Linked DNA regions of Homo sapiens: region 2 is linked to region 1. The links are chromatin contacts, found by Hi-C or POLR2A ChIA-PET in ENCODE. All regions are on one chromosome and are shown on one strand. The core of a region is the stretch at or near the end of the contact, and the rest is flanking DNA. Distances in the headings are between cores, read along the strand shown. Region 1 overlaps MBP (myelin basic protein). Region 2 has its middle 24 kb from the start of GALR1.

The links. Hi-C counts contacts between places; a loop is a spot of excess contacts on that map. ChIA-PET counts read pairs that join two places held with the same protein, here RNA polymerase II (POLR2A). Pooled maps may share reads with other maps.
Region 2: a pooled map shows a loop between it and region 1 (2.9-fold over the local background). The contact joins two enhancer-like sites. A Hi-C loop is called at or near these places in 8 of 168 maps with a recorded cell type or tissue (Caco-2, Calu3, MCF 10A and 5 more), 2 of 37 single-sample maps with no recorded cell type and 12 of 50 pooled maps. POLR2A ChIA-PET finds 5 or more read pairs at or near these places in 13 of 52 experiments (CD4-positive, alpha-beta T cell, CD4-positive, alpha-beta memory T cell, GM12878 and 10 more).

What each region holds. Positions count from the first base shown.
Region 1 is chr18:77,119,912-77,127,040 of GRCh38, reverse strand. The region is part of intron 1 of MBP (myelin basic protein); the gene reads left to right. Among named protein-coding and RNA genes, the nearest start is that of MBP, 9.3 kb to the left of the region's middle. RefSeq lists enhancers at 2,165-2,274, 2,315-2,374, 2,753-3,686, 6,172-6,780, 6,781-7,129. Within about 2 kb of position 2,345, at least 10 of the 41 ENCODE cell types and tissues checked have a DNase peak (open chromatin) inside an H3K27ac peak, as active enhancers do.
Region 2 is chr18:77,221,811-77,229,135 of GRCh38, reverse strand. No RefSeq gene overlaps it. Among named protein-coding and RNA genes, the nearest start is that of GALR1, 24 kb to the left of the region's middle. RefSeq lists an enhancer at 1,347-2,546. Within about 2 kb of position 5,750, at least 2 of the 41 ENCODE cell types and tissues checked have a DNase peak (open chromatin) inside an H3K27ac peak, as active enhancers do.

The sequences.
Region 1 (7,129 bases), core at 1,096-3,595:
AATTTTAGAATAGCGCGTTTATGGGTGCAAAAACCTTGCTGGGATTTTGATAGGAATTTCTTCAAATGTATAGATTAGGGAGAATTAATAGTTCTACTGTGTTGAGTTTTCCAATCCATGATCACAGGTTGTCTCTCTATGGGTAATTAGGTCTTCTTTAACTTCTTTCATCAATGTTTTATAAATTTCAGTGCACAGATTCTGAATCTGAAATTTCTTTACAGTGTACATAAGTGTTTTATTTTCTTTGGGGCATTTCTAAATGGCATTGTGTCTTAACTTCAGTTTCCACGTTTATTGTGGAGTAGGTAGAACTGTGAGTAATTTTTATGTGTCAGTCCACATTCTGCAACCTACTGAGCTGCCTTATTAGATCTAGGAGGATTTTTTTTGGTAGATTTCTTGGGATTGTCTATGTAGATCATCATGTTATCTGCAAATTGGATAGTTTTATTTCTTCTTTCCAATTTATATACTTTTTATTTCTTTTTCTTATCTTACCGTACTGGTTAGAATGTCCAGTGCTATATTCAATAAGAGTTGCAAGAACTTGCCTTATTCTGACCTAAAGGGCAAAGCACTGAGTTTTTACCACCAATTATGATGTAGCTATAGGATTTTTATGGATGTTCTTTATCAAGTCAATAGTCCATGTCTATTCATGAATGTGTGTTGTATTTTGTCAAATGTCTTTTCTGGGACAATTTATATGTTCATGAGATTTTTCTTCTTTGACTTCATGGTATGATGGATAGTTGATTGACTGACTCTCTAATGCTGACCCACCCTTGAGTATCTGATATATATTCCACTTAGCCATGTATATAACTTTTTTATGTGTTGCTAGATTCACTTTACTAATATTTTGTTGAGGACTTTTGCCTCTAAGTGTTTGTGAGATATTGATCTATAGTTCTCATTTTTTGTATAGTCTTTGCTAGTTTCAGTATCAGGATAACTGGCCTCATAAAATGAGTTAGAAAGTGTTCCCACTTGTTCTAACTTTTGGAAGAGATTGTATAAAATTGCCATAAATTTCTCCTTAACTGTTTTAGTAGAAATTTCCGGTGAAACCATGTGGGCCTGGGGATTTCTTTCTTGGGTATTTCCTTCCTTCTACTTTGTTTGTATATATTTAGCTCTTTTTTTTTTGGTTTCTTGAATTAGATCTTAGATTATTGATTTGAGACTTTTCCTGCTTTCTAATATAAGTATTTCAGGGTATGAATTCCCTCTCAGCACTACTGAACTAGGTGTACATATTTTATCGAGTAAAAGTTTTGATACAAAAAAAAAGGAGGGAAACACACTAATTCCCCATGAGTAGGGCTATAGATTTACGCTATGATTTACTTACAACAGTTAAACTACCCAGACTTTGTGTATCAACATGGACAAAATTCTAAATAACAGTGTTGAATGGAAACCAGCAAACTGCAAATGAATATATATAGTATTATTCTATTTCTTTAAAATTTTCAAATCCACAAAAGAACATGTGGTCATGATTACGTGGGATTATATGACATATAGAAGCCAGGTAATGTTATCTTCTAATCTCGGGGAGGGGAGGGAATTGGCTGTCTCTGCATGGTTTTATTTCTTAAAAATATTTTGAGATTTTATACAAATAACAGAATGTGTTACTTTTTTTGATGAAAAGGATAAGCCAGTTGTCTTGTAGATTATTATCTGTGCTTTTTAATATGTTCGAACTAATTAGTAATTTATATTAGCAATAAATAAACCAATGTAAAGTTTGGGGGGAAATGACACCAGCGATAATGAAGTGTTAGAGAGGAAGATTAGAAGGCCCCACAAAGGAATCTGAAAGCAGGTGTGGAGGTGAAATTACTGAAATTTGGTAAGAGCATGACAATGACAAGGAAGGCGAAGGAGAGGAAGAAGAAAGGGCAGGAGAGACAGTCTCCCTCCTCTTCGTTGTCATTTGTTCAAGTAATATAAGTGCAGAAAGGAAGGATAAAGAAATTGATCTAAAAAGAGAAGCGTGCAGAAACGGGCAGGAGCCGGGACCTCAGAGGAGTGGGCTGGATTCAGCACAGGCCTGGGGATTAACTAGGTGTTTGCAACCTCACTCTTGAGCCCATGACTTGAGGAAGAACCATGAGAATCTAGCTAAATCTGAAAAGATTTAAGGAACAAAATTTGTATGGGGATCCAGCCCTTTTTCCTTCTTGGCTGCCAGGATTTATAATGAGCTGGGCCTCTAAGAGCAGTCTAGCATGATTCAGACAGAGGCCAGCAAACCAGGGCCCCACTTCCTGTCACTCTGCAGGCGACCTGGCTCAGAAACTCTGGAGGTAAAGTGTGGCTGCCCGCTCAACAGCCTCAGGAAGTCCCCAAAGCCCTATCTCCTATCTCCTGTGGGTGGGCTCTCCCCCACTGGCCCCGAGGGAGACTTTGCTCCTTTCCTCTCCCATCCCCTCCGAACTCACCTGAGACAGGCACCCAGGCCAGTGCGGCCCCAGCTGCCCCGCGTCCAACCCCCACTTCCGGGGGTGCAGCTGGGGAAGGAGGTGCAGGCAGCGACCACAGCAGCTACTGAGCCCCAAGAAAGGAGGCCAGCACGGGGTGGGGGGTGGGAGGCGTGGTGGCCAGAAGAGTTATTCTAGCGATTTATGTTTACATCAATTCACTTCCTTTAAGAGTAAAGGGATTAATATTCAGCTCCCCAATTTTCCAAAGGTCAAGAAAGAAAATGAAGTTTTATTCATAGTAAGTGATTAACCAAATTACCTGTTTAATTTTACATTAGAGACCACATATACAATGTATAAAAAGGCAAGTAATAAAGAGGAGATAGAACATGGAAACAAAGGACCCAGAGGCAGAGATGAGGGGGAGGCAGGAGGCTGGAGAAAGGGAGGTTTCTCAGCAGTTCAGGGGACTGCTGGTGTTGCGGCCCGTCTTTTGGGGCATCTGGTGACACGGGATGCTCCCAGAGAGCCCTGCTCCTTCCAGGTAGGAAGGTGTGCCCATGCTGCCCTGCAGGCAAGAGCAAAATGCCCTGTGCTGGGAAGGGATGGAGCTCAGGGCAGCTCCACCCGCAGACTCCGTGCAGGTGCCCTAGGCTGCTTCCCGGCTGACCACCAACCCAGAGAGACAGAGAAATGCTCTACTCAGATCTGCTTTTCACCTGGAGCCTGATTAAGAAACCTAAAGCTCCAGAGGTCAATACACACGGAAAACAAAACAAAGCTACCTGGATCAGTTTAGAGTCCTAGCAGGGACAGAATTGCCTTGGTGGCTGGACGCCCAACTCCCAAGCCAAGCATCTGCCGTGGCCCCCTGACCTGCTCACCAGGAGAGGGGACAAGCTGGCTCCTGTGGTCTGCAGCCACCTGCACACATTACACTGAGAATTCAAATTAAATGCAGAGTCCTAGGCCCACCCTGGCATACCACCCCACAGTCTTGGGGTCGGGCCCAGGAATATGTATTTTAATGAGCTCCGGGTTAACTTAGGATTGCTGCTGTAAGTGAAGGAAGGAAACAGACCGTGAGTGCCTCGGTGTTTCCAGGTCGACACAGCTCATCTGAATAGACCCACACAAGCTCTCAAATGTGTGCTTTCATGTGATCAGGAAGTCCTTTCTGTTTCACTGATAAATTGAATTTGCATTAGAATAACTAATTGATACTAAAGCTTTTTGTTGACAGTTTATTTTTATTTGCATCATGTATTTTTGATGCTTTTTCCATATTTAGAGAATAACATTTTATGTCCTGCGTGAGTCTTCATCTGATGAGGAACGTTTATGGATACTCATTTTCTTCATCTTTCTTGTATGGTTGAAAGCTACCATGTTTGCTAAACTTGCTATCAAAGCAAAAAATTATAGAACTATGTTGTAGGCTCCTCACATACAGCAAACGTACCATTACTTTTTAAAAATTCCTTGGTGTCTACTGTGTACAAAAATACTATGCCGTCCATTTCAGGGTATGTTAAGAGAAAATAGATGTCATTCTTGCCCTTGAAGTGCTTATAGTTTTATTAGGAAGCTTAGAAGTTCCCAAGTAATTTTCCCATGGCAAAATATTTGCTCAATACCCTGCCATGTATACAAAATGCTGCTGGCTTTCTAAAGAAGGGGGTTGTGCTCGGTAGAGGAGTAGAGTAGACTGGATGATGACGACTAGAACTGGCAGAATTATGTTGAATGGAAAATATACTAGCCGGGCGCGGTGGCTCATGCCTGTAATCCCAGCACTTTGGGAGGCCGAGGCGGGAGGATCAACTGAGGTCAGGAGTTCAACACCAGCCTGACCAACATGGTGAAACCCTGTCTCTACTGAAAATACAAAAATTAGCCAGGCGTGGTGGTGGGCGCCTGTAATCCCAGCTACTCGGGAGGCTGAGGCAGGAGAACTGCTTGAACCCGGGAGGCGGAGGTTGCAGTGAGCCCAGATTGCGCCAATGCACTCCAGCCTGAGTGACAGAGCAAGATTCTGTCTCATAAAAAATTTAAAGAAAAGAAAGAAACAAAATACAGTGTAACGTTTTGCTGTCTTCTATGCCGCAGTTCACTTCCCACTTGGCCTCCACTGTCCCGGGAGCTGCCTGAGCGTCTCCCAGCTTGCCCATCTGAGAGACTTCTCGGGACTCTAGCTGAGACTCTAGCTGGGATTCCCAGCTCATCATTGGCGTAGTCCACTCCTTTCTGGAGTCGCCTCCTTGCCCTTGTTTCTCAGCTGTCTCCTTCCTTGCACAGCTTCCAAAAAGGATGGCTGTCTTCTCCAGTTTTGGTAGCATTTTGTTTACAAGGGGCTTAAATGCTACATTGCAAACGTCTGTTCTGGAAAACTGTTAAAACATGTGTTAGCCCCCACTGATGTCTACCATAGTGCACAGTCCCTAATACTTGTTGCATAAACTGAGGCGGATTCTGCCAGTTCTACTCATCATCATCCAACTGATACACAGCAAGAGCCTATACTTTCCAGAAGTCATGTGTCTAAATCTGTTCTCCACCAATCAGAAGCTAAAGACCTGGCATGATTTATTCAGCTTAAATTGTTGCCTGAAAATACCAGATAAATTAACTCAGTAATTTGACAAAAACAACAACAACAAAGACTCTCACATATTTGAGGAGCTGGTTTTCTCTTACATGGGGTTGTGGCAGGCTGTGTGTTCCAGGTGTTTTTATTCCTGTTCTTTCGGCTATCTGAAAATGTAATAACCTTGGGACAGCTTGAGAGCAAGATTTATGAAGTGTGAGCACCAGCTACAGCTGGTCTTTCTAGAAATATAAAGAGAAATATAAATATAAATATAAATCAATTGTATTTCAGAAACAGGCATAGCACGTCTGTGGACAGCTTCAATATATCATTTTAGATTGCTGTATGAAAGGCATTGTGAGTTTTAAAGGGAGATGATGACTCTTTTATTCTGTCATTATTTTCATATGCCGAGACATATTTGAAGACAGGAGGATTTAAGCAAGATGTTAGAAGCTCACCTTATTCATTTCAGACTAGTGGTTGAAAATGGGTGTATGCAGGGCGGGAGAACTCAGAAGAGCTGAGGCCTGGCAGCAGCCTTCCTGAACACGCATGTTTAAATGTATGTGAAATGCCAGGGTTAAAGCCTCATTAGGAAAGAGTCCTAACACTAAAACACACGGCTAGATAAGCAACACCAAAATAACACGTACTATAGGAACTTAAAGTAAAAATCTTATTTATTTATTTTTTTTTTTTTGAGACACAGTCTCCCTCTGTTGCCCAGTCTGGAGTGCAGTGGTGTGATCACAGCTCACTGACCCCTCAATCTCTGGGGCTCAAACGACCCTCCCACCTCAATCTCCCTGAGTAGCTGGGACCACAGACAGGCTCACACTGCCACACCAGGCTAATTTTTGTATTTTTATTTTTTGTGGAGACAAAGTCTCTCCATGTTGCCCCAGCTTGTCTCGAACACCTGGGTTCAAGGGATCCTCCCACTTGGTCTCCCAAAGTGCTGGGATTACAGGCGTGAGCCACTGTGCCCAACCTTAAATTTTAATGGGAGGTACATTAAAATGTGGATTACGTTTCACACAATTTCAAAAACAAAACAACTGCATTTGCTCAAGAACATAGAAAAGGTCCTGGCGGTATTTTTGTATGGGTTGATCCTCACGGGGTCCTAAATCTTGTAGATTCAACTTCGTTTGTTTTTACAACATGTGTAGAAGAGGAATTTGAAAAATTTACCGATTGCACACACACAGGTTTATTCCTGACCTCTTTCCATGGAGTGACACTTAATTACCATGACACCTGTGCTCAGAGGACAGCTCCAAAGGTCGGTAACGTGGTTTTCCGAATCCCAATATTTCCCCATCCTTTTCTCGGGTGAACTTTTCTTGCCACTCTCTCTGGAATTTTCTGCTGCTGGTGCGATAGACCTCGTGACTAACAATGCGTTTTGTAAAATAGTCTGGAGGCCCAGAGAAAGCCAGATATGAAAACTGGCAGGGAGAAGCCAGGCAGAGGGCATTCATTCATTCATCATTCATTCATTCCTTCAAGCAGGCCTAGCTCAGGCCCAAATCAGCGCCTGGGGGGCTTCCTGAAAGGAAGAAAAACACCCCACGCTGAGGTCTTTGTCCCGGGTCAGTGCAGGTCTGAATGCCTGAGTGCCTCTGGGCGTCACAGCCCCACTTCACAGCTGCCCCTCTGCAGCCTCCCAGGTGTGTGCAGCGCGTCTGAGGTCACCTGGCCGTGCCGGTCACAGCTGCACCAGATGCCGCGAGGGCTGACCAGATTTTAGAGGTTTCTATTTTGCCAGCGTTGGGAGAAGCCTACGGGAGCGTGTGTTCCCTGCATTAGGACTTTGAGACCCGTAATGGATTCACAGAAGAATGCTCGCACCAAGCGAGAGCGAACCCTTTAGCATACCTCACCCGAGACAAGGCGGGATTCATGCTTCGTGGGCTGAGCACGGCTGTGCTCTTCCTAAATTGCAGGTCCTGCTCTGTCTCTGGAGACATTGGGGTCTGTCCCACCCTGTTAGGGTCCCTGTCTGCCCTGGAGGAGAGTCACCTGGGGGTGGCCTGGGCCACTGCAGCTGCTCCCACTGCGCCCAGGCCTCTCCCGTGGCTGCCCCAGGGCCCTC
Region 2 (7,325 bases), core at 4,501-7,000, 99 kb before region 1:
TTAATAATTCCCAAACTAAATTATATAGTCAAAGCCAAATCCCAATAATTATAAGGGATTTGAGTTCTGAAGATAATTACTATATTCTTTTAGTTTCTTTCTGCTCAGTTTATCAGAATCTGCTCTCTAAATCTTCCCCCTTCATTTCTTCTTCATAGGTTTTACAAGCCAGTTTACAGAGGCAACAGGAGCATTTCTATTTCAGAACAAATTCCAGTATAATAACTTAGATGAATAAATAGCATGATCAATTTTGACATTCAAGATTGTGTGTTTCTAGCAAATAGCTAATAATTTTTAAAGTATTAAAGAAGATGCATCTCATTTGCAGCCTCTAATAAGTCTCTCCCAAATTGCTATAAAATGTAAGACTTTCAGCAGCACTGGATATAAAGACTGGCAAGTCAAATTAATCTCAGAAATTTGAAGGAAATAAAAATAAGCAGATAAACCTAAAGATTTTATAAAACAGCCTCAAAAAATAGAAACTACCTTAAAAAGGAAGTGGAGTTGGCAGAGCCTTCATAAATCCCAGCCCCACCTCATGTAAAGAAACAAAGGTAAATCAAACTAGAAACATGGACAGATATTCCCCATAGTACTTTAAAACAGTACTCCCTCTTCTCACTACTTTTAGCCATTAAACACCATCTGTCTTATTCACTCACAGCAGATTCCAGACTTTTAAAATCTAGAAAATGAATAGGAGCAGATTGAGACAAAAAGAGAAGGATGTGATATGATGAACATGCATGGTGTAGCCTCCACAGGTAAAGTTCGTGGGTTGGTGAAAATGTTTGAAATAACTTGGTAGAAAAGCAAGCTGGGATTTTTCATTGTCAAAATCTTCATAAACTCAAAGTATGAAAGAAACATAAATTATGGTTAGAATATGATGCATCCCAATAAATGCCATAGGGAAAACTTAAGATAAATTCAGAACCAGATTAAAAGCTCTGAGGACCTATGTGGATATGCCAGAAAAAACATATTATCACAACAGGGACAGAGATAAGGGGCCTAGAGCCTCACATGCACTGGCCAAGCTCGTCTCAACTTGAGTTTGAGTAAAGAAAAAACAAGTATAATGAGATTGAGAAATTGGCACTCCCTACACTCATCAAACAGTCTCGAAGAAGCAATCCAGTGTAAACGCGTCATCAAAGATCATCAGCCATGTAAAGACAACGGGGTAATATGGAAGAGAAAGATGAATAAAAACTGACAGGAAAAAAAGACAGAGATAACTCAGGGAACAGAAAGAAAATAATATTAGTTAACATTCTAAGATACTCAGGAAGATATTACTTTCACAAAATAAAATCAATATGCTCTAAAATGGAATAATCAGAGGACAAAAAGGGTTTTGGAGTCTAAAATATGCTTATAACTTTTCTAAAAAATAGAGTGAGGGAGGTATCCCAGAATGGAAGAGAAAAAAAAGACAAGAAGAATAAGAAAGACAAGAGACATAGCGTGAAGGCACCATCTGTGTCATCCCCCAACTGACTAACAGCAGACCTCGGAAGAGAAAAAAAGAGATGAAGAAATTGCCAAAGAAATAATAGAAGGAGGAGAATCCCTTGAGCCTGGGAAGCTGAGGCTGCAGTGAGCAGAGATGGCGACATGCACTCCAGCGTGGGAGATAGAGCGAGACCCTGTCTCAAAAAAAAATAATAATAGAAGAGACTTCCTCCACAGATCTAAAGATGAACGGAAGTTTTGAGAATCAAAACATTCACTTAGAGACAAGATAAATTTTAAAAGATTCACATCCAGAAACATTCTGAAGAAATTTGAGAACAGGGAGAGAAAATGGCAGCTTCCGGGGAGAAGAAGACGCCTCCGGTGTGTGACCGAGAAAACGACCCGCCTTGACCGTGGTTCCAGCAACACACGGGACTGATTTGAACCTACTCTACGCCCAAACAAGCTATCAATCACAGTAAGTCTTAAATAAAGACACCTTCAACTACGGAATAATGCAGAAACTGCACCCTTTCTTGTAAAACTAACTGAGGATGTTATAAAGGGCTACAGTGTATTATTCATGAAACAGGGATATAATGCCAAGCTACTACAAGTTCGATTCTGGACACATGTGAGGATGTGTGAGATATATATTTTTTTCTTGTCAATAAAAGAGAAAAAACACAACCAGAAATTTACAGGAGAAAATTAAAACTCTACCATGGCATAATTTTAAACAATTGATGGAAAATATGTCTAAGGGAAAGAACTTGCGTGGTGAATTCTTGGAGCGTTGTCTTTTTAGTAACGCAGCTTGCCTACCGTAGTGCACAGAGAAGGCTCGTCTTCCCTACAGACCATTTGTCTCTGCTCTTACAATGCAGAGGATAAAAGCATGGAACCCGGACTCTGACCATTTAGATTCCACCCCAGCTCTGCCCTTTACATCTGAGAGACCTCGAGGAAGTCATTTAAACCCCATATCCATCAGTTTCTTCATTGGCAAAATGGGGATGAAAATAGCAGCATCTAAGTCATGGTGTTGCTCCACCACCAAAACGTACAAAGACAACATCAAAACGTTCGCTCGGCCTCCCTACATAACATTAATACAGCAAACCTTAGTAACTTAGAAGCAAATGCAATCCTGTGTTATAGAAAACGATGATTTGTTCAAAAATGTTTGTCAAACAAATGCTTATTGATCAACCACAGTAAGTTAGGCTTATTACTGTAATCCAAGAATGGTTTGTTTAATAACTAGAAACAGTTTAATCTAATTCATTACATCAATAAAAATAATATAATGACTAAGATTTTTTAAAGGTTGTAGTAAAAATAAATCTCCATTTCTTATTTTAAAAGACCTAATAACATTCCTTAGCATGATAAAGAACATATGTAAGAGCAAGAGACATTATACTACATAGCCAAACACAAGATATTCTCATTGAAATCAGAAATGTACCACAAGCAGTATTACCAAACATTATTTTGTGTGTTATTACACAGAAAAATAACATAACACAAATTTTCACCATCAAATTTACCAGGAAAGAAAAAAACCAAATTTGTCAGTAATTTAGATAAATAGGAGCTCTAAAATTGCTAGGAGAGCAAAATGGAGCAAGTGTTCTGGAAGTCAAATTGTCAAAATATACCAAAAGTTATACGATTACTCCTTTTTAGCACAGCAATTACAATTACAGCAATTAATTCTAAGGATAAAAGTCAATAATACACACAAAGATTTATTATTAAGCATGTTTATCTGTTCCTGTCTTAGTTTGCAAAGGATAATGGCCTCCAGCTCCATCGATGTCCCTGCAAAGGACATGATCTTGTTCTTTTTAATGGCTGCATAGTATTTCATGGTGTATATGTACCACATTTTCTTTATCCAGTCTATCATTGACAGCATTTTCTTTGCTATTGTGAATAGTGCTGCAATGAACATAGCACGTACATGTGTCTTTGTAATGGAACAATTTATATTCCTCTGGGTATATACCCAGTAATGAGATTGCTGGGTTGAACAGTATTTCTGTCTTTAGGTCTTTGGGGAATTGCCACATGGTCTTCCACAATGGTTTAACTAATTTACACTCCCACCAACAGTGTATAAGCATTTTTTTCTCTATAGCCTCACCAGCAAATAACGCATGTTCTCACGTATAAGTGAGAGCTAAGTGATGAGAACGCATGGACACACAGAAGGGAGCAACACACACTGGGGCCCATAGGAGGGTGGAGGGTGGGAGGAGTGAGAAGATCAGGAAAAATAATGAATAGGTACTAGGCTTAACACCTGGGTAATGAAATAATCTGTACAACAAACCCCCATGACACAAGTTTACCTATATAACAAACCCATGCATGTACCCCTGAACTTAAAAGTTAAAAAAAAGAAAACAACAACAACAATAAAAACTCTTGCTCTAAAAAAAAAAAAAAAAGGCTAGGTGCAGTGGCTCACACCTGTAATCCCAACACTTTGGGAGGCCGAGGCAGGTGGATCACAAGGTTAGGAAATCGAGACCAGCCTGGCGAACATGGTGAAACCCCATCGCTACTAAAAACACAAAAAATTAGCCGGGCATGGTGGCACGCACCTGTAGTCCCAGCTACTCAGGAGGCTGAGGCAGGAGAATTGCTTGAACCTGGGAGGCGGAGGTTGCAGTGAGCCGAGATTGCACCACTGCACTCCAGCCTGGGCAACAGAGCCAGACTCTGTCTCAAAAAAAAAAAAAATAATGTTTATCAAAGATCTAATTAGTATGGTGAAAATTACAAACTAATCCATTTATTTGCTGTGAATTTTTTAAAGAGCAGTTTAATAAAATGGAATACGGTTTAGTCTTTTTAAGGTCTGAAATAAATATCCTCAATATTATGTGAAAAAAAATAAGATACAAAAGCAAGTGAGTAATGAAATTAACAAATAAGAAGGAAATTTTAAGGTGGTATGGGAATTCTAAGGCAGAATTTACAACTTTATACCTATCATGCTGAAAAAATAGAGGTAATAGGAAAATGCAGTTTTCCAGCCTTTCTTTACTTGGAAAGAGAGGGAACATATGAGCAAGCACATCACAACAAGGAGAAAATGAAATGCTCTGTGCACACTCTGCATGACGCTAAAACATCAGACAAGGTATCATGCTCACAGGGAACTCACCATTTTTTTTTTCTTTTATAATTTAAACTCTTTTGGAGCAAAGAGAAATACAAAACTTCCTGAAATACTTCTACCAGATAAAGGAAGGCAAAAATGACCTCTGGACAAAAAAAGAAGACAATTAATGAAACACTCTCATTGCCATTAGTAGAATATAGCAAGAAGTTAAGAGAAAAGCTACAATACACTGGAAAGGAGAAGAAAACTGTCATTTTTATGTATATGGAGTTATTGTCTAAAGTTTTAGAGGAAAACACTAAATATTTATAAAAATTAAAGACTTCATAATGTTAGTTCAGCATAAGGTTAACATAAAAAATAAATAACTTTCCTATGAGTTAATCAAAGATTAAGTAGATGCTTCCTGTTTATACAAAGTATATAGACAGGTTGTGTAAACAGACAATAGGCAGCAATGAAGACCAAAGTTGTAAATACGCTGTAGTAATTATCCCAAATTTAATCTATAACCTCAACACAGATCCAATCAAATTTTGTTGCAATTACAGCTCCAAACTTCTTCTGGAAGACAACATTGCAAAAAAAAAAAAAAAGGCGGGGGGAGGGGGGGGTGGATCTAAGAGAATGCTATAAACAACTGTGTGACAAGAAATTAGATGACTCATATGAAATGAAGAAATTCCTACAAAGGCAAAAACCACCAAATCTGACTCAGGGAGAAACAGAAAATCTGATTAGACCTATAACAAAGAGAGAGTAATTAAGTTTATTAGTAATTACATTTAATAATTAAAACTACCCACAAAGAAAATCCCAGTCCTGAATTTTTGAATTCTCCCAAAATATGAAAAGAAATAATAACAATTCTTCACAAATTATTTCCAAAATAGAAAAGGAAGAAATCCTGCCAGCTCATTTTATGACACCTGTATGACTGTGTGGAAAAGAGTTAACATTTCAGGCCTGACTGCTGTGGTTGGAAAGACCCGCTTACTGGGTTGGTTCTTGTCTGGCATCTGGGAACTTGGGTTTGGGGAGGGTCCCCACCGCTATTAACGGACGAAGGTGGTGTTCACTGTACCTAAACTGCTTCTGCAAACAACATGATGTATGCTAAACACCTGCTTTTGAGTCTGGAATTTCAGTCCATGCCAGGCAGAGGCTGCCCCCATGATCAGCCCAGGTAAAAACCTAGGCACTGAGTCTCTAAGGACTTCCTGGAAGGCCTGCTAACATGTAGATTGCTGGGCCACCCCCAGAGGCTCTGATTCAGCAGGTTGGGGTTGTCGGGGTGGGGGAGCACTTCAGCAGATTCGCAATGGGCATTTCTAGTGTGTTTCTGGGGGATTGTGACGCTGCTGGTCCAGGGACCAAACTTGTAGAGCCAATGATCAAAGGAGCTATTTTACCTCATTCCTTTTTTAAGAGAGTTAATTTCTTGAATATCCCTTTCCATTTTATTCCATCTGACCACAGCTTACACAATTGAATCGGTTTGTTAAATCTAACTACCACAAAGAAATTCTTAAGAAGAAACAATGACCTAGTAATTATGAAGTTATTTTAATGTTATTTAATATCTAGGATATTAGCCAATATCTAATATGTTCTAACATATTCTAAGTATGACTATATGACTCCACAATTATCCCAAGTGTAATGTTTTTAAGATAAAATTGTAATTGTTATAACTGGGATAGGTCAAAGTGTATAATACAATTAAAATTAAATTTCATTACATACCTTCTAAATGACATTTGCAATATTAAACATATCTGACTCTCTAACAATACTCTGATTCCTTTGACGTCACAGTGCTGTTTGCTCATGCTAGGTAAGGGGAGGAAAGCTAAATCCAGACACTGCCACCCATCTGCTGTGCTGGCAACACGCCTTCTAACCAAAGCAACTAACGCTTCTGCAATAGCTTTGAGAAGTACTACCACTAAAGGGGAATATTCAATTTGTCCCCTTCTAAGGTGAGCATATAAATAATCTGAAGATATTTCTACCTCTGATAAATTAAGATTTGTTTCTTCAGCCTTTCACCATGGTCTAACCCTAATAAACTGTGGCACTGGACTTATCTACAAATCCTTGCAAAGTAATGCCTGCCCAGAAGTAGCTGTAAGTAATGCTATCTCAGGGACACTAAAAGCCAACTCCAACGTTACAGAGACTGAAGATTTTGTTACAGACCTAATATTTTATTATAGATTGTCCATGGTAAATATACATAATTGATTAATACACTTTGAATTGGTTTTTAAAAATGATGTGCAAACCATTTTCAAAGAAACTCTGTTTCATTACTTTCAAATATGGCTCTAAATTTATTTTCTCGTTTCCAGTTTTATCCCCTTTCTAATTCAATTCCTCCCCCAAGGTAAGAGTGATTTTCCTAAAAACATAGAACATTCTCTTGCATTAAGCCTTCTTGTCCTCAAGATGAAGTTCATCTTAGTCCCCAGGCCTCAACTTTCAGCTTGCCTCCATCAACCTTAACCCCCAGACATACCCCACACAAACAGCGCTGATGTGCCATATTTTTCTTTCTGTTTTTCCAACTTATCATACACTTTTTAACCTTCCAGATTTTGCATAGACTGTGTCCTTGCCTTACTCATTTCCAGTGATCCTTCAAATCTTGGTTTATAAGACATGACTTCAGGAAGCATTCTCTTAGCCTGGGTCTGAGTTAAGTACTCAAATCATA